Linked DNA regions of Homo sapiens: all the other regions are linked to region 1. A link is a contact called in ENCODE Hi-C or POLR2A ChIA-PET data. All regions are on one chromosome and are shown on one strand. The core of a region is the stretch at or near the end of the contact, and the rest is flanking DNA. Distances in the headings are between cores, read along the strand shown. Region 1 overlaps KIAA1217. Region 2 overlaps KIAA1217. Region 3 overlaps KIAA1217.

The links. Hi-C counts contacts between places; a loop is a spot of excess contacts on that map. ChIA-PET counts read pairs that join two places held with the same protein, here RNA polymerase II (POLR2A). Pooled maps may share reads with other maps.
Region 2: a pooled map shows a loop between it and region 1 (5-fold over the local background). The contact joins two enhancer-like sites. A Hi-C loop is called at or near these places in 5 of 50 pooled maps. POLR2A ChIA-PET finds 5 or more read pairs at or near these places in 2 of 52 experiments (AG04450 and MCF 10A).
Region 3: a loop to region 1 is called in a map with no recorded cell type, with 3 times the contacts of the local background. The contact joins two enhancer-like sites. A Hi-C loop is called at or near these places in 6 of 37 single-sample maps with no recorded cell type and 4 of 50 pooled maps. POLR2A ChIA-PET finds 5 or more read pairs at or near these places in 2 of 52 experiments (MCF 10A and WTC11).

Annotation. Positions count from the first base shown.
Region 1 is chr10:24,381,009-24,385,719 of GRCh38, reverse strand. KIAA1217 reads right to left here. Exons shown (of 21, transcript NM_019590.5): 3 at 4,653-4,711. Among named protein-coding and RNA genes, the nearest start is that of MIR603, 110 kb to the right of the region's middle. RefSeq lists enhancers at 1,986-2,145, 2,296-2,375, 1,473-2,672 and a silencer at 4,581-4,711. Within about 2 kb of position 2,504, at least 21 of the 41 ENCODE cell types and tissues checked have a DNase peak (open chromatin) inside an H3K27ac peak, as active enhancers do.
Region 2 is chr10:24,481,077-24,485,787 of GRCh38, reverse strand. The region is part of intron 6 of KIAA1217; the gene reads right to left. Among named protein-coding and RNA genes, the nearest start is that of MIR603, 210 kb to the right of the region's middle. Within about 2 kb of position 1,992, at least 15 of the 41 ENCODE cell types and tissues checked have a DNase peak (open chromatin) inside an H3K27ac peak, as active enhancers do.
Region 3 is chr10:24,315,904-24,320,614 of GRCh38, reverse strand. All of the region lies in intron 2 of KIAA1217, which reads right to left. Among named protein-coding and RNA genes, the nearest start is that of MIR603, 43 kb to the right of the region's middle. Within about 2 kb of position 1,979, at least 3 of the 41 ENCODE cell types and tissues checked have a DNase peak (open chromatin) inside an H3K27ac peak, as active enhancers do.

The DNA.
Region 1 (4,711 bases), core at 1,255-3,754:
CACTGAAAAGAATTTCAGCTGGGCTCTGGATGAGAGGAAAGGGCAGGGAACCCATCACTCTGTGGAAGTACAGATTTAGACACGATAGGTTGTTGGAACCTGGCGTTGGGATAAGTCAGTGCTGCTGAACCCATCAATTTCTTTCTTTACCTTTCTTCTTTGTAAATTTCTAGGCTCTAAGCCTCAGAAAGGACTTGTGTGTTGCTGTCACTTGGCTCTGTCTGAATGTCAAAATGCTTCTCCCAAATGAGAAGTAGACACCTTGCATCCCAGGACAGCACCCGAGGGAGACCATTACACAGACACCAGTGATGTCTAAGACGGGTCCAAAACACAGCTACTGTTCCCCACACTTTCTCTTGCATGTCTTTTAACACCATTTGCGAAATGCACCATGCTCAGCCTTCCTGCATTTCTCCCAGCCCCCAAATACACTGAAGCAATAGAAATGAGGACTTATTCAAGTGGAGAAACTAAGAGGCAGGCAGGTTTATCTCCAGGCACAGGCAGACTGAAGTGAGGGAAGGCTTCCTCTCCTCTCAGGAGCCGGAGTGGTGTGAGGATTCCATCTTGTCCTGGCTCCACCCTCAAGTTGCCTAGCCCTCCCCTTTCTGTGCTGCCTGAGCTGGGGAAGGACTCCAGTGACAAACTGTGGCACCACGTGCCAGTGTACAGGCCGGGAACTGGGCTTTCCTCACTCTCCTTACTCCAGGCCCCGTGGCTGGGGGCTGGCAGTAACAGTGTCTGATGCTCCTGGGGTTACATGAGGGGCCAGCACTGGGGTGAGGTCAACAAGACGCATACCTCCAGTGCAAAATTTAAGGGTCTCCCAAAAGCTCAGTGATCATGATAAATAATGTCTTTGTGCAATACTTTTAAAAAGCAGGTGGGTGTGGTGGCTCACGCCAGTAATCCCAGCACTTTAGGAGGCCAAGGCAGGCGGATCACGAGGTCAGGAGATCGAGACCATCCTGGCTAACATGGTGAAACCTGGTCTCTACTAAAAATACTAAAAAATTAGCCAGGCATGGTGGCAGGCACCTGCGTCCCAGCTACTCAGGAGGCTGAGGCAGGAGAATGGCGTGAACCCGGGAGACAGAGATTGCGGTGAGCCGAGATCGTTCCACTGCACTCCAGCCTGGGCGACACTGAGCCAGCTGGGTTGATGTTGCCCTTGACAGCCTCTTTGTCCAAATCCATGGAATGTACAACAGCAAGAGTGAACCCCAGTGTAAACTATGGACTCTGGGTGATATCAATGTGTCGGTCTCATTTCATTGATCGTAACAAACGTACCACTCTAGTAGGGTATGCTGATCATGGGGGAGGCTGTTCATGCGTGGAGGCCAAGGGTGTATGGGAACTGTCTGTACTTTCTGCTCGATCTTGTTACAAACCTAAAAAATTGCTCCTAAAAAATAAAATGATAAAAAAAATTCATGATAAACCATCAAAATTTTAAATAAAGGCAAGATCAACAGGGCTTCATGAGAGAACTTAAAACTCTATGGATTGAGATAAAGTGACAACATACAGATGCCAAAAGACACCCAGGGCTTCCAGATGGCATCAACAGCGGGTTTCCAGGGGGGTTACAGCTCAAAGTATCCAGTCGGCATATCTGAGGCCCCATGGAGTTGCAGCTGTGCTTCTGGGCCACCCAGGTGCTGGTAGACACCCTGCTCATGGCCGGGGCTCTCTGGGGAGCACTGTTTATCCCAGGAACCCGTGCGTCTGTGTGTTAAATAAGGCCAGGCAGGCGGGGAGTTTCCCAAAGACTAAGCTGAGCAAGGCCCCTGGGAGGGAGACTGCATTTGCACTTGCTGTGAGTCACATTTTCCTTTTTATTTCCCGTCCAGGCTCAACTGGATTACGCCATAAGGGCCAGGTGCGGCTGGGGGGACATTCCCCAATCGGCCACAAAGAGGCGGTCAAGGGCAACATCAACCCAGCTGGCCCAGTGCCAGCCTCATTTTCTGGAACCAGAGCTTCCCTTGGCTTTGGCAAGAAACTTCTCATTTCTCTCCTCTCCTCTTACTGTGTTCCTTTGTTTCTATCCAGGAGTAGTGAAAAATGGCAGGCCAAAAAGCCCCTCACAGGGAGGGCAGAATAAACAGGTCAGATGCATTTTTCAGCCTGCTGTGACAGCACACCGGCACTCTACAGCAAAGGATGCTGAGTAAAATGGAGCAATTTGCAGAAGCGTGGCCACCCCGTGCGAAAACACCCGCCACCCTCAGCCATTCCTTGGGCAAGCCGGCCCCAGCTCCTGCAGCCTCTCTGCCCCAAGGCTTGGTTCCTGAACCCAGCAAGTCTCAACCTGCACTGCCAACCGTTCTTGGCTGCAGAGGAAATTCCTTCCTTTAAGACAAAAGATCCATTATCCGACAGAGTCAAAGTTCCCCCAGGTATGGGGGAAGGCGGACAGGCATTTATTCTTATCTTCGTTTTGGTTTGCAGAGCTGAGGTTATCTTTACAGAGACCTGAGCTCATTTCCTCCAAGCACAAAGGAGAAATCCCATTCCTTGCCTGGCTCCTAAGTGTGAGTGGAGTTAAGAAAGCACAAGTTTCAGGCCAGACATGCTGGCTCATGCCTATAATCCCAGCATTTTGTGAGGTTAAGGTGGGAGGATTACTTGAGTCCAGGAATTCCAGACCAGCCTGGGCAACATAGTGAGACCCCATCTCTACAAAAAATAAAAAATTAGCCAGGCGCCTGGGTGCGTGCCTGTAGTCCCATCTACTCTGAAGGCTGAGATGGGAGGATCCCTTGAACGTGGGAAGTCGAGGCTGTAGTGAATCATGATCATGCCATTGCACTCCAGCCTGGGTGACAGAGCAAAACTCTGTCTCAAGAAAAAAAAAAAAAAAAAAGAAAAGAAAAACCACAAATTTCTTGAATCCACACAGAAAGCCCCAGCCTGGTGACGGTGTGGAAGCCTGTGTCATCTTGACACTGTCTTGGCCCATGATGCTCCTTGGGTGTGTCCCTCCCCTGTGTGTCCTTGTCCCTTCATTTGTAAGATCATGTTAATGGGAACTGGAGCCCTGGACTTCCCACTGCTGCCACTTAATTAAGTGTGTGAGCTCAAACAAGCAAACACACACATAAACAAAAAGCACATTTTCTGTGGTCTTCTCTCATTTATACAATGAGGATCCTAGATTACTAACCTAAGATCAAATTTTAATTTGATCTTAATTTGATCAAAATTTAATTTGACACAAAATTTAATGTTAAATATTAATATTGATAATACAAATAATAACAAAGTTGTAGGGTTTTTTTTTAGGACAGCTAGGACAATGTCTGAATTCAGTCTGCTTGGGTCATTATCTGCAGCAAAGGAACTAAAATCAGGGTACCTTCTCTCACATCAATCTTTTTCTTTCTTCTCCCAGCAAGGCATTTGCTCAGTTTTACATGGCAGAGTTCAGCTGTCTTTTGCACGTGCTAGACTCTGAAGGCTTTTGCATGTTGACTCTTTTCCTGTCCCCTCTTATCCCCAAGCCCATCTGTTTGCAAACACAAGTACCCAAATCAGAACCTTAACATGGCAATGAAGCATAAGAAACATCTGCCCCCTTGACAGAGAGGTCTAAATCCTCACGACTTGTCCATTTTGTTAAAGCGCCAAAAAAAGCAATTAAAAAAGCAAAGCAAGATAGAAAGTAAACTTCCAATACAAAAAAAAAAAAAAGGAAATGATACGTGGTAAAATCATAAAAAGAATCCTTCTGCCTTTCAGAAAAGCTGTGCCCTACACACACCAAGCCCCTCTATCCTTTCACGTGGTAGTGGGAACAGCCTCGTGTTTATGGTTCTTATGAACAGTCATGCAGATGTTAGCCACATTGTCCCTTTTTGTCATCTCCTCCACTGGACTACCAGACAGGTGCAGCAGGGCTGGTGGAAACCCACACCACTGGGTACAAATGCCAACTGTCCTGGCCTCTGGGACTGGAGAGGAGGGTTGCAAGGTGAGAAGAGGATCATTCTACGGTCAGTTCCTCACAATTTCCTATAGAGCACTGGTCCCTAATTTTTTTTGGCACCAGGGACTGGTTTCATGAAAGACAGTTTTTCCATGGATGGCAGATGGTTTCGGAATGAAACTGCTCCATCTCGGATCATCAGGCATTAGTTAGATTCTCATAAGGAGCATGCAACCTAGATCCCTCACTCATGCAGTTCATAATAGGGTTCAGCTCCTATGAGAAGCGGATGCCACAGCTGATCTGACAGGAGGCGGAGCTCAGGCGGTAATGCTTGCTCATCCTCTGCTCACCTCTTGCTGTGTGGTCTGTTTCCTAACAGGCCACAGACTGGTACTGGTCCATGGCCTGGGGACTGGGGACTCCTGCTGTATAGTAGCAGGAACATAGGTAAAATACTACTAGCCTCTTGGCTTGAATTGCTAATCCCAACCACTTCTGAAAGTGCCCAGCCTCAAAATCAGCTTGCACTTGACCTGATTACCCAGCAGGCAAATCCTCAATGCTTGATATTAAACCAATGAAGTTTCCCAGTACTAGAGTATTTGCAAATCAAGATCAAATTAATGTTGAATGAAAGAGTATAGGTTCAGTAGTATAACAACAAACGCATTCAGTAAGAAAGGGGCATCAGAAACTGCCTTCTAAAGCTTACCCAGAGATCTTTCTTTCGTCTGGTTGGTTGACCTCACCACAGGAAGGCTCGCACGAGTC
Region 2 (4,711 bases), core at 743-3,242, 100 kb before region 1:
GTCCCAAAGGCTGTCACCCTACAGAGACATCAAAATGAGGGCAAATGAGAAAAATGTGTAGCGAAGCACATTATAACCTGTAAACCATTGAGGATGTGTAAGCCTTCATGATATCCCTTTAAATTCATTCATTCAACAAATATTTCTTGGGCCAGGCACAGCTCAAGATGCTGGGGATATGGTGGTAAAAGCACAGGGCTTGCCCTCATGGAACTTACATCTGGGGCACGGGAGACTGCGGGGGAGTGTTGCAACTTCAAGTGTCATGGCCAGGAAAGGCCTCCCTGAGCTGGTGGCATTTGGCAAAGCCTTGAGTTTGGAGAGGAGCCAGTCAGTTAGACATTTGGTGGAAGAATGCACGAAGCAGCAGAAAGAGCAAAGGTGAATTCTCCAAGGTCAGAAAGTCCTGGACAAGGTCAATTACAGGAAGTGAGGGAACATGGAGTTGAGTTCTTGGCAGGCCACGGAAAAGGCTGAACGAACCCTTACTCTGTAGAGGAAACAGTCTCAGAAGGCCCCTACCCCTTGTTAAACAGGGGTACCCATTCTCTCACACCCACTACCCACAGAAATCCAGCCTCACTTAGAATCCTGGAATTACATAAGTTTCTGGTTGGAAGGGATTTACATAAATCCCATAGCTCTTCCCATTCTGGGTCTGTGATCTTGAATGAAGCTATTAAAAAAAAAAAAAAAAAGCGGGCAGGTCCAACCAGGAGGTCCAAGCTCAGTCCCACCCAGGCCTGGTGTTCCCCGCATGCACAATTGGCTTCCCAGGTTCTAGCAGTGCTCTGCCCAGCACAGCAAATGCACTTAGGGAAGGCTCCAGGCAGCCTTTAATCTATTTCACAATTCACTTTCTGTGTAGGCTGTTCTGGATGGGACCAGGAAACAGCCCCAAGTCAGGAATAAGGACACAACCCCCCTCAGATCCGAAGGGCTGGCACAACTCTATGGCTTCATGGTTTTATGTCAATGAAAAATTTATTCATAGAAAACTGTCCAGTACACAAAGTGATCTAATAGCTATTTTCATTTAAATTGCACAGAACTTGTCCCTCTGCCAGGCACAGTGGCTCACACTTGTAATCCCCAAATTTTGGGAGGCTGAGGTGGGGGAGGCTTGCTTAAGCCCAGGAGTTCGAGGCTGCAGTGAGCTATGATTGCACCACTGCGTTCCAGCCTGGGTGACAGAGCAAGACCACATCTCTAAAATAATAATACATTGAAAAATAAAAATAGGCCATACACGGTGGCTCACACCTGTAATCCCAGCACTTTGGGAGGCCGAGGTGGGCGGATCCCTTGAAGTCAGGAGTTCAAAACCAGCCTGGCCAACATGGTGAAACCTTGTCTCTACTAAAAATACAAAAAATTAGCTGGGCTACTGTGGTGGGCTTCTGTAATACCAGCTACTTGGGAGGCTGAGGCAGGAGAATTGTTTGAACCCGGGAGGCGGAGGTTGCAGTGAGCCGAGATCATGCCACTGCACTCCAGCCTGGGCAACAGAGCGAGACTGTTTCAAAAAAAAAAAAAAAAAAAAAAATATATATATATATATATGTATATCTATCTATCTATATATATGTATATCAATATATATGTATATCTATATATATATACACACACATATACATATATACATATATATACACATAAATATAATAAAAATAAAAATAAAAATTGCACAGAACTCTTGAGTAGATTATCATCCCCTTATTAGGACAAAAGACACTGAGGCTTAGCCAGGCAGGGCTTTTCTTAGGGAAACAGATCAATTAGCTTGCAGGCTTTCTCGGATCCAGGGCTCTCTGTGGCACTGAGCTGCCTCCCTTAGTGACTCACATCTAGGGTGAGGCACTTCACTTCCTGTTGGCTCTCTGCTGGGTGCCTAGAGCCGCCACTCCCCAGGGCAAGCCTACACCCTGCTTTATGAAATCACCTGTTTTGCATTTTCTTTCTCTTCCCTGAGGCTAATCTGGAACATTTGTGTTCTGGAATTGACATCTCATTTTTTGCACAGGTACAAACAGGTAGGAATAGCAGTTGCTTCATGTTATGGGCCAGCTGAACACGGCCAGCTAATTTACCTTCAAATGAGAGACGGTGTCAGGAGAGATGGTCTCTTGAGTGGACCTCATGGTGACTGTGGAAATGAACTCCCCACTCTCGCCTGCTTTAGAGCTGTAAATCTTAGGGCGGACTCAAAAGAAATAAAATAATGACTCTTAGGGAAAAGAAAAAAACATTTGCTATATTTGGTCTCTCTAGTGCATTTCCTTTTTGTTTTGTCTTAGTTACTTGTGCTTGCAAAGACAAAATGTGAGGGGGGCCACGGCGAGTCCTGAGCTGAGGCTCGACATGAAAGGTCTCACGTTTTAACGGGGTCACTCTGGCCTCCCCAATGAGAACAGGCGGAAGGTGGGCAGGGACTGAGTGGGGAGACCTTTTGGGAGACCACTGTAGCAAGTCAGGTGAGAGATGGAGGTGGAGTGGCCCAGTGGGTGGCTGTGAGGTCAAGAGCAATGGCTGGAGCCACCCTTAAGGCAGCAGGATAGCGAAATGTCATTTAACTAGAGTAGCTCCCATCCTTGGACCTTTAGGAAGTCTCCTTGCTGTTTCTCCTGCTGTAAAGTCAGCTATTAGGACCCAGTATTCTCCAAGGTCTCTTTAGCTTTGAGGATGGACAAGGAGACAGAGGAAGTATTTACTGGTGATACAAGTTGGCCCTGCATGAGTATATACAGACTTTTTTTTTTTTTTTTTTTGAGACAGGATCTTGCTCTGTTGCCCAGGCTGGAGTGCAGTAGTGCAATCATAGCTCACTGCAGCCTCCAACTCCTGGGCTCAAGTGATCCTTCCACCTTAGCCTCCTGAGCACCTAGGGCTACAAGCATGTGCCACCACACCTAATTTTTCAAAAAGTCTTTTGTAGAGATGGGATCTCACTCTGTTGCCCAGGCTGGTCTTGAACTCCAGGGCTCAAGTGGCCCTCCTGCCTCAGCCTCCTAACATGCTGGAATTACAGGCATGAGTTACTGCACCCAGTTCAATACAGACTTTTTAAGATCTGTGATTTTTGAAAGTTAGAATTCATGCTTAGACCCAGCTGTATTTTTTGAATCACTTCATTCATGAAAAATGAAGTCCAGAATTCAAATAAGGACAAGTGTAATCTCCATGGTTTCCGCCAGACAGAAGGACAAGTAAATCACAAGAGAGGCTAAACTATGTGTCCTGTGTGTCAACAGAGTCTAGGATTATCAGCTCCTGGGCTATTTTGACGATCCATCTTTAGGTTGGGTGGGAACCCCACGATTCTGCATTAAGCTGATTTTGTCATCTTTTCAGGAGGCTTACTCTGCACCTAAGCTATTCCTCTTCTCTTTGAAGTTCTAGTTGGCAAAGGACCGAGTTATCTGAATCTCACAGTATTTAGTTTTTTCTGGCTTAAGTTTCTGGTCTCAGACTTAGGGCTTCTGATTGAGAGCACCTCATGAATATTCAAAGGAGATACAGCAGCACATTTTAATTTGATCTAATTAGTGACAGACGACGCCTTTTCCTTTTGAGATATTGATTTGTTTAAAGTAGCACACAGACCTTGTGGCTGCTATTCCATTGGCATTTCTGACAGAGTATCCCTGGTGTAAGAATAGAGCTAGCTGCATAAATCTGTTAGTTGGTCTAGTATGTTTATCAAGTATCTGATGCCTGAACTCAGGAGTCTAAGGAATAACTAGCAAATATGACTTAACCATGAAATTCCACTCCTGTGAACGAAATAACAATTCAGTTGGTCAGCACTTGATTTCTGAGACTGGCAAAACATCATATCGAGATGTCATTTTTATAGGTACCATGATGGTAAAAGTATAGCAAATTTTGGATAGAGACTAGTTGGTCTTTCCCAAATGACATCTTTTCATTACGTACATGCCCTCAATTCTAGACCATCTCAATGTTCTCAAGAAGGCTCTGAGACCCACATAACTTTGGGAAAATGTTCCCTTTTCTGAATTCATAGCAATTACCGTCTGTATCACTTCTTTGGAATTAATTATGTACAAGCAGACCCCAAATTATGGCAGGCTTGTCATTGAAAAGTTTACTTGTACTTTCATTGTTTAGAACTTGGAATAAATGGTGGTTGGATTTCCAGCTGGCCCATGGAAGCCTCTTTAACCTACAATGTATTATTAGTCCTGTCGTCGTTCCTCATTGTTTTCAAGGAAAACGTGTCCTGACTTCCAAGCTGGACTTTGGGAAGCTGGGAAGAGATCTTTCTCTGGAGCTCAAGCCTCTGGGGGTGCCATGTGACTTGGCATGTCCCCTTCTCTCCTCTCTGACTCACAAGGAGACATTGTCACTCTCAGGAATGACAAGAAGAGCATCCCTGGGCATCACCAAAGCCAAAAGAAATATCACGTGTGAAATTCAATGATTGTGGTTGTTTCTCAAAAACAGGTATTCAGTAGGCATTTGTAACTCCGAAGCTTCCTGTACTTAAACCGTGACAAAGCTTATATGTTTATATTAAGCTTTTAATATTTTATGACTGTCTTCATGGTTTATGTTCCTGGTGTATGGGAACCATATCTCAGTTTCTTTGTATGCAGCAAATCCTCCAGTCCACAGCTAAGCACATAAGAGCAGCTCAATAAACATTTATTGATCCATAATTACAGCTACATGAAAAAGCAATTCAGAC
Region 3 (4,711 bases), core at 730-3,229, 65 kb after region 1:
GCCAACAGGAAGTGCTGATTATTCTGATAAATGGATAGATAGGTGCTGTGGTGCTATGAACACTGCCCCAAGGCAATATTTATAGTATAATAGGGGCCTCCTGAAGATAAATAATACTCTAACCAAAAAGGAATAGAAATTGCAAACCAGGATTAGGAGAAATTTAAATGAACTTTATGCTTTTGAGTCACACTTTAAAAACAGCACTCCCAGCCCAAGATCTAAATTCTTAATTGTTCACAACAGACTGCGGAGAAAGTAATCAGCATCAGGCACACAAGTTATATTTGTGATTAGCCATTCTATGTCTGATTTGTGGCTTTTGGGTGGATGGGTACCAATTTATTTTTCCTCTACAGATCTCCATGCATGAAGTGTAATTAGAAATTTGTTTGCATTTTCTGTGGTGTGGAATTAAAAATATAATCTCCTTGGAGTCTTGGAATAGGATGCTTTCCTTGTCCTTTATTTTTTCTTCAAAATAAAAATTTAATAGATGCCAAAGAGCATTTCATATCATACATATAATTCCACTGATTCCATCCACTTTTACCTAATGAAACAACCAGTTACTAGACGATGGTAATTGCAAAAAAAATTTGGGAGTTTTATATGCTAATTATGCCACCTTTGGGTTTTGTCACAGTATTGTATCATTCATGCGGGTTTTAGTTATCTCATGGAAACATTTTCCCGAATGTAGGGTTAACAAAGCTAGATATATGAACTTCCTTGCAGGTAAATTAATTCCAATAAATGTCAAGAGGCTTAAAGTGCTTTGGCAAAGACTTGTGGATTTAATGCTGGCTTGTTAAAACTATGGTTCTGAATACAAGCAGGGCCACACCCCACCAGTGAAAAGCTCCTTTCAAGGGCCAGTTGTTGGGGTCTTGCATAAGTGCGTTGCTAAGGCGCACCCCTGGGGTGGTCTTCAAGGCTTGAGCCAGTGTGAAATTCTCACACTATCCACCAGGGTGCGCTCTAGCCCCCGGGCCTCTTCTACCTCTTGCTCTACGTGCACGTGGCCTTGGCCTCTCCTAACTCCCCAACCATGCAAGCTGTATAGATTATTTTTCTGACTTCTCGCCTATGCCAATTTCATCTCTTAGGTGTAATCATATTTTCCTTGCTGTTCACAGACAGTACATCAATTTTTCCCTGTGTCTCTAGTCTCCCTTTAGAATCTCCTTTCCAAAGCCATCCCCTGCCTTTTTTTTTTTTTTTTTTTTTTTTTTTTTTGAGACAACGTCTCGCTCTGTCACCCAGGCTGGAGTGTAGTGGCATGATTTCAGCTCACTGCAACCTCTGCCTCCTGGGTTCAAGGGATTCTCATGCCTCAGCCTCCTGAGTAGCTGGGATTAGACATGCACCACCACACCTAGCTAATTTTTGTATTTTTAGTAGAGACGGTGTTTCGCCATGTTGGCCACACTGGTCTCGAACTCCTGACCTCAGGTGATCTGCCCGCCTCGGCCTCCCAAAGTGTTGGGATTACAGGCGTGAGCCACCACGCCCGGCCCCAAAGCGCTTCTTCAGCTGTCCCTCCTAGATGTTCTCTGTGAAGCTCTTCTCTGCTGTCTCCACCTCCTGTGCCCTCCACCTGAACTCATCCACTCCCATGACTACTGCTGCCACTCTACCTGCAGCTCCCAAACCGTGCACCCAGGTGTCCTGGATGGGATGCCACAGCGAACTCACAGAGGCACTGAGGGATATTTTAACTTTTTGAGGGAAACACAGCAATACTTGTTACACACTGGGCTAATGATTCACTTCAGGTAGTTCACAGTTTCAACATTAGATCATAAGCATTCTTCTTGTTGATGTCATTTTTGCAACATGAGGTTTTCAGAGGTTGCTGGGATTAAAATGCCAGTACTGCAGAAAAATCAAAGCGGAATAGGAAATGTTGTCCAATCTGATTCCAAGGTCAGGGGAGTTGTGCGGTGCCCAACAGGTGCACACATCCCACTGGTAATTGTAGAAGGCGGAGTTCTCCAGATAAGAGAGGGGGAGGTGTGCGTATACGTGTGTATTCAAGAGAAAACCAGAAAGAGAGAGAGTGATGATTTTAAGGAACTGACTAACATGATTGTGGGGGATGGCAAATCCACAATCTGCTGGGAAGGTCAGCAGGATGGAGACCTAAGGTAGAGTTGATGCTGCAGCTCAAGTTCAAGGACAGTCTAGAGGCAGAATTCCCTCCTCCTCAAGGAAACCTCAGCCTGTTTCAGTCTGTTTTCTCTTGTGGCCTTCAACTTATTGAATGAGGCCTTCCACAGTATAGAAGATAATCTGCTTTACTCAATCAGTCTGTCTGTCTGTCTATCTGTCTATCTATCTATCTACCTACCTATTCATCTATCTATACATCCATCTATCCATCTATCTATCTATCCATCTATCTATCATCTACCTACCTACCTACCTCTCTAATCTAATCTATCTCTATCTAATTATCTATCTAATTATTTAGAGACAGGTTCTGCTATATTGCCCAGGGTGGTCTCAAACTCCTAGCCTCAAGTGATCTTCCTGCCTCCGCTTCCCAAAGTGCTGGGATTGCAGGCATGAGCCACTGCACCCAGAAAACTTACCTATTTAAATGTTAATCTCATCTAAAAAACAAACCTTCACAGCAATACCCAGTCAGGGGTTTGACCAAATATCTAGGCCCCATGCCCTACGCACGTTGATGCATAAAACCAGCCATCACCTAAAAATGAAAAAATACATCTTTTCTTTTGAATTGATGTGATTGTATTTTCAATTGGCCACTAAATTGTTAGGTCATAAATAATTACTAAGTTGTTTGGGCTTTACTACTTAATAAACGGAGCTGTTAGCTGTTTCTTTTAGTCTACAGGAATGCCGTGAACAGAGAAAGCCTAAGAACCTTTAACCTGTACACTGATGGCTGCAGCCCAGATTGTATTCTGGAGTTCCAGACATGCATATTCTACATACATGCCAATATACATGTATATTCTAAAGAAAAGAATTCCCAGTTTCCCTACCTCAGAGGTTCCACACTACATTTCTTAGATCTTCCACCAAACCTATTATCAACTTGATTTCCAGCAATGTATTTTCCTCATCACCCCTTGTCCTCATTGCCAACCCCATCGTGACACTCCTTTGAAGGTCTGGGTAATGGCTTTCACCTGTGTCATATTTGGCCATAAAAATAAAATTAAGCTGGGTGTGGTGGTGCACACCTCCAGTCCCAGCTACTCAGGAGGCTGAGGTGGGGGAATCGCTTGAGTCCGGAAATTTGAGACCAGCCTGGGCGACATAGCAGGACCCTGGCTGAAAAATAAATAAATAAATAAAAAGTAACAAAATAAAATTAAATGCGGACAAAAGACCCTTGTCACAAATGATGGGTTTATTTATGTATCAGCACTAGATATTAGGTATACATTGAACATAACATAATCAATCATTTCTGCTCTCATATACAGTTTTGGACAAGAAACTACATGAAAATCTATAGGCTGACATACATTGCAGTATTTTTGGTATAAGAATTTCCCCACATGGCCAACGTTTATAATAATTTATAATTCTAGCCTTTTCTAGACTACACAATCTCACCAGCGCCCCCCACACACTCAGCGTAAACATAACCTGATTTTTTCCAACACTATTACTAAAAATAAAAAGACCACACACTGAGCGTCTCTCAGTATCCTCAGAACCATTTGAACAGGCAGTTTTCATTCCATTCAAAGCCTTCAGAAAATTAGCCTTTCTCCATAGAAGACCACAGAATGCTGAGGCCAAAAGAGATATGTAGGCATCTAATCTCTGGCTCGGAAATATATTCTTCTTATTATTTTAAATTTTAGCTGCAAAGCCTCCTTCCTGATAGATACAAATGGTGACACCTTGGATGAAGGACAGAGGACAGAAATGGGATGGGGTATCCTGTAGTCTCAGCCCCCATTCAGATAGAACACAGAGTCACCAAAGTGTCTGTATCTGTGGATGAGGACAATGAAACACATTCTACAACCATTTTCGTGTTCCTAGTAGGGGTGTGTCAGGAGTTGATCGAGTCCACTAGGGGTGGACATGGGTCACTGGGGAACAAGTCCACTCTACGATGCAAAATAGGTTCAGGGGCATTCAGAATGCCAACAACTTAATACTTTGAAATGATGAAGTTCATGGCCAAATCCATTGCCCCCATGCAGGTTGACAACTCATCCTGGTTTGTCCAGGCCTTTCTCAGTTTTAAAATTGAAAGTCACACATCCTAGGAACTCCTTCCATGCCTGCAAACTGGGACAGGACAGTTAGATAACACCATCCCTCTGCCCTTAAACACACACATAATACTATATAACAGTTCCTGCTGCCAATGGATCTCACTTTGAAGGGACTCAAATCACAGTAATTTAACAACTGATGAACAGCTCGGATTGTAGAATACCTGTTGGAGTACACACAGCACCTGAAGCAGGTGAGCGGACCCTGATGTTTCATATATTATCAGGATACATACTGAACACATTGAAGACCAGTGGCAGGTGCTATAGACTGGGCTCCACAATGCATCTCTTAGGTAGAAACAGATGCCTAAAGTGTTCGAAGACAGCATTTTCAGCTTAGCAGGGAACTACCCTTTATAATCAATTATACTGGCTGTCTTTAAAAAGCTCCTTGGATTCCCCCCCCCCATTAGATAAAATAAAGATAAACTTTC